Linked DNA regions of Homo sapiens: region 1 is linked to region 2. A link is a loop called in an ENCODE intact Hi-C map of the cell type or tissue named here. Cell type or tissue: CD14-positive monocyte. All regions are shown on one strand.

Region 1 (2,500 bases), 760 kb after region 2:
ATTGCACCTGTGCCACCTTTCACTTTGAGGATGCCTGCCACACCTTCAGGATCACGTCTTAGGGTGAGGTCCAATTGGAGAGGGAGCCTGTTAGCTTCATGCCAATCACCTTGGGGCACTTCATCTCCTAGGGGATCTCAGCCATGATGTCCACAGCATCGGCACCCCCAACTCCAATGCAGATTCCCCCCAGGCCGCCACCACTGGGGGTGTGGGAGTCAGTGCCAATCAGAAGAACCCTAAGGTATGCATAGTTTTCCAGAATAATCTAATGAATGATTCCAGATCCAAGCCTCCAGCAGTCCACGCCATATTTGGCACCTGCAGTTGCCAGGAAATTATAAACTTCCTGGTTGATGTCCTTGGCCTGGCGCAGGTCTTTCTCGCCTCCGAGCTGGGCCTCTTTCAGATGGTCACAGTGGATGGTGGACGGCATGGCCACCTTGGGCAGCCCACTGCTGATGAACTGCAGCATGGCCACGTGGTCCGGCCACAGCCACAGGTGTCTTGCCCTGCTCGATTTCCTGGCTGGCCGGGTCATCCAGGTGTCCATACACGATCTTCTCCAAGAGGGTCAGAGGCCAGTTCAGTCGTTTGCAAACAATGTTAATGTTCTTCTCTAGCAGGTCATAGTGGATGTACTCATTGGGCTCAAAGTGGCTCATCGCCATCTTGGCCCGTTGGCACAGGACTGAGGCCACATGGTATTGCCGCACACCCAGAGCTTTCTGCAGCCGGGTCACCAGTGGGCTGTAGGGAGCCATTTTGTGCACTGACAAAGATGAGGTCGTGTGAATCTACCTCTTTATCAGCGATGTCAATCTCTCCGGTTGGCTGCTCCAAGACGCCATCCCTAACCCCGTCTGGTTAGGGATGAGATGAGACGCCTCTTCTCACTGTTGTCACATCAGCCTGAGCAACCTCATCACACGGACTCTCTGTCGCTTGCTCATCGCCCACCAGACATCCAGGACCTCTGTGTGGCTGGCAGATGAGTGAGCATGAAGTGTGCGGATCTGGGAAGCCTCTGGGCTCCGGCACCAGACACACCTGGCATGATTCCTGCCTCCTCCGGTTGCTGGCTGGAAACCCTTTCACCAGACGCCTAGGTTGCTTAAGGTTCATTTTCCTCATCCGCAAAGTGAACATCCTGTTACTCATCTTGCAGGGATGATGGAAATACTGAATTATATCTACAAATAATTGCATATATTAACAATGTCAGCCACATAGTAAATTTTCATTCCTTGCATATATCGCCACCTAGTGGACATCTTTAACCAATAAGATTAAATCCGCTTGGACATTCCAGGCACGATTTCACACTCCTCCTTTCCATCCTGCCATCCTCAGCAACTCGCTGGATACACCTGGACTGGTGCTGTCCGGCCTGCAGGCCGCCAGCCCCATGTGGCTGCTGACCACTTCAGCTGTGGCTAGTTGGAATGGAGACGCGCCCTCAGTGTAAAAGGCATACTGGGTTTTGAAGACTTAGTAGGTGCAAAAGAATGTAAAATACTCCAACAATTTTTTTTTTTTTCTGAAATGGACTTTCACTCTTGTTGCCCAGGCTGGAGTGCAATGGCGCAATCCCGGCTCACCACAACCTCTGTCTCCCAGGTTCAAGCGATTCTCCTGCCTCAGCCTCCTGAGCAGCTGGGATTACAGGCATGCACCACCACGACCAGCTAATTTTGCATTTTTAGGGGAGATGGGGTTTCTCCATGTTGGTCGGGCTGGTCTTGAACTCCTGACCTCAGGTGATCCACCCGCCTCGGCCTCCCAAAGTGTTGGGATTACAGGCGTGAGCCACCGTGCCCAGCCCTCAACAATCATTTAAAATATTGATTATGTTATTATAATTATTGTCATATTTCTTTTTACCTTTTTAAATGAGGCTGCTAATGGCCAGATGCAGTGGTTCATGCCTGTAATCCCAGCACTTTGGGAGCCGAGGCGGGGTGATTACCTGAGGTCAGGAGTTCGAGACCTGCCTGGCCAACATGGCAACACTCTGTCTCTACTAAAAATACAAAAATTAGCAGGGCATGGTGGTGCACACTTGTCATTCCAGCTACTTGGGAGGCTCAGGCAGGAGAATCGCTTGGGTGCAAGAGGCGGAGATTGCAGTGAGCTGAGATCGGCTGAGATCGTGCTGCTGCACTCCAGCTTGGGCGACAGAGCAAAACTCCGTCTCAAAAAAAAAGAAAAAAAGAAGCTGCTAAAAACTTTAAATTGCATATATGGCTCAGCTTTGGGGCCTGCATCATATTTCTATTGGACAGTGAGTGCTATTCTACTCTCAAAAAAGAATCTGGAGGCTTGTGTCAATTCATTCACTAAGTGTGTGTGTATGTAGGCGGGTGTTTCAACCCTCATGATTGACACTTTTCGAAGAGGCCACAGATAAGGAGCCAAACTATACCCAGAGATGTTCCAAGCTGGATAACTGTGTGTCACAGAGAGGCTTCAACAAAAACAGGAGTCAAAGTCACTTGTT
Region 2 (2,500 bases):
CAGAACATTTCTGTGTTTAAAGACCACTCCCAGAAGGAGAGATCAGCAGGAGAGAATCATAACCACAGATCAGTGAGGTAAGAAAACGACCAAGAACACTGAGCCAGAGGCCTGGGTGACAAGTTCAATTTCCAGCTAATTAGCCTGCCTTCAAAGTCGTCTTGCTGGGGAAATAGTCAAATGTACTATTGATTAGAGGGCAATTCTCACTATTTCCACACACTGAAATGACACTTATGGTACTGGGATGCACAAAGGAAGTTGCTCACAGCCCTGGTCAACCCATGTAGGACAGAGGCCCAGTTCCACTCTCCAGCAGGAAAGAGAATGGGTTTCCTGGCACATCTGAGTTGAGAAACTGTTGGCAAGCTCTGAATTAGAATATGGTGTGGCAAGTACTACAATGAAAGCATTTACAGTGTACTATGTATGGAAGGCCCAAAATGGGTGACAACCAGAAGCATCCTAGGGGAAAGTCTGAAATGGATTTTGAAAAATTAAGTGGGTATTAGCTGAAGGAAACAGGGAAGTCTAGGCAGAGACCAGCACTATGAGGGCCCAGAGTCCTGAACTAGCTAGGAATCCCAGGGTATGTGAAGTCGGAGAAGAGGGCACAGGTCAGATCCAGCCTGCCCTCTGTGCCTGCTACCATTCTTCCCACCATCCCTCTCACCTCTACCACAACCTCCTGTTTTACCCCTACACATAACCCCATCTTCCTTGACTCTCCCTCAGTTTCCCTTTGTCATTTTGAGCCATACCCTATGTCTGTAAGCCTCTCCCTATACACATTCCTGTATTTCGCCACATGGGAGGCTAAAGAGAATAAAAATGAATGTTACGGAAGTTGTTGATTTTACAGTATTTGTTTTAAAGTGCTCAGAAGAGAGGTTGGGTATGGAGGCTCATGCCTGTAAACCCAGTGCTTTAAGAGGCCAAGGCAGGAGGATCACTTGAGGCCAGGGGTTTGAGTCCAGCCTGGGCAACATTAGCGAGACTTTGTCTCTACAAAAAAACTCTTTTTTTAAGTGCTTAGAATAGAGCTATGAGAGCAAGCATTTAATTTGGATACTAATCCAGGAAAAAAAAAGTTGCACTGAATGTTTTAGCAAAGGCATCTCATACTATTTAAGAATACACAGAATTTCAAAAATACTGTAATGTAAGACAAAAAGTCCTTTTCGTCTCCAGAAGAAATTTAAAAAGGAAAATAAAACTGCATCTGCATCCTTTTAAGGTACCTGATACTTGCTGTCATTTTACCCTTTATTTCTCAGTTAACTAAGGTGGCAGCCTGTCTGCTGCTCCTGCAATTCACACATGCCACCACAAGATGGCATGTGTTTCCATCCAGTCTGCAGTCCAGCCATGGTTTCCAACCTGTACTTAAGTAGTGCCAGTGGGGTCTGTTGCCATTTCCATTACTTTTTAAAAAAAATAAACAAATTGTTGATCTCTCCTTCAAAAAATGGATCCAAATCCTCTAAATAATTATCAGCATGTGAAGTTCTCAGGAGAGACTGCATTACCGTATCTTTGACTTAGGTACAATCATGTTCCTCACTCAGCTGAACGTTCCAACATTATACAGTTTGGAATTATTTTCATGCTCAGCCATATACTGCTCTTTTACGTATACTAGACAGTTATATTAAGAACCACTGGTTATCAGACCCATGTTTAAAAACATTAGATGTATGATGTATAACTTTAAAATGTATCATGAAATAGCGTATTTTTCTTACATAATTAAACACTGTGCATTATCTGTAATGGAAAATGTCCTCTTTTGTCTTTTCCTAGTTACTATTACAGAGTATATGTAAAATTAACCTCAATGGAATTAATCAAAAATATTTCCAAATATTCTACATTATTTCTTGAGGGGAATTTAGAATACAGACATAACTCAGAGATGCTATAGGTTCAACTCTAGACCATTACAATAAAGTATCTCAATAAAGTGAGTCATGTGAATTTTTTGGTTTCTCAATGCATATAAAAGTTATGTTCACACTATACTGTACTCTATTATGTGTGCAATAGTATTATGTCTAAAAGAACAAGGTATACATACCTTAATTTAAAAATACTTGTTGCTAAAAAAAAAATGCTAATGATCATCTGGGTCTTCAGTGAGTTGTAACCTTTTTGCTGGTAGAGGGTCTTGACTTGATGTTCATGGCTGCTGACTGATTAGAGTGGTGGCTGCAGAAGTTTGGGGTGGCCGTGGCAATTTCTCAAAATAAGACGACAGTGAAGTTTCCCACACCAATTGAATCTAACTTTCACAAAAGATTTCTCTGCAGCATGTGATGCTGTTTGATAGCGTTTTACTCACAGAACTTCTTTCAAAATTGTAGGCCAATCATCTCAAACCTTGCCCCTGCTTTATCACCTAAGTTTACGTGCTGTTTATTCTAAATCCTCTGTTGTTATTTCAACACTGTTCATAGCCATCTCAAGAAACTACTTTCTTTGCTCAGCCTTGCTCAGCCGT

Evidence for each region. Hi-C counts contacts between places; a loop is a spot of excess contacts. Peaks named below come from ENCODE experiments on the same cell type or tissue, not always from the same donor. Only the 100,000 strongest peaks of a DNase experiment are listed, where the experiment ranks them.
Region 1: a loop joins it to region 2, with 4 times the contacts of the local background. A loop is called at or near these places in 34 of 110 quality-filtered maps.

The regions. Positions count from the first base shown.
Region 1 is chr1:236,108,325-236,110,824 of GRCh38, reverse strand. It overlaps the pseudogene ACO2P2. Among named protein-coding and RNA genes, the nearest start is that of GPR137B, 33 kb to the left of the region's middle. In CD14-positive monocyte, CTCF peaks have their summits at 1,087 and 1,292 (motif pointing left); a DNase peak (open chromatin) is centred at 1,284.
Region 2 is chr1:236,867,887-236,870,386 of GRCh38, reverse strand. All of the region lies in intron 22 of MTR (5-methyltetrahydrofolate-homocysteine methyltransferase), which reads right to left. Among named protein-coding and RNA genes, the nearest start is that of MTR, 74 kb to the right of the region's middle. In CD14-positive monocyte, CTCF peaks have their summits at 1,109 and 1,319 (motif pointing right); DNase peaks (open chromatin) are centred at 266 and 1,336; H3K4me3 peaks cover 339 bases; H3K27ac peaks cover 1,060 bases.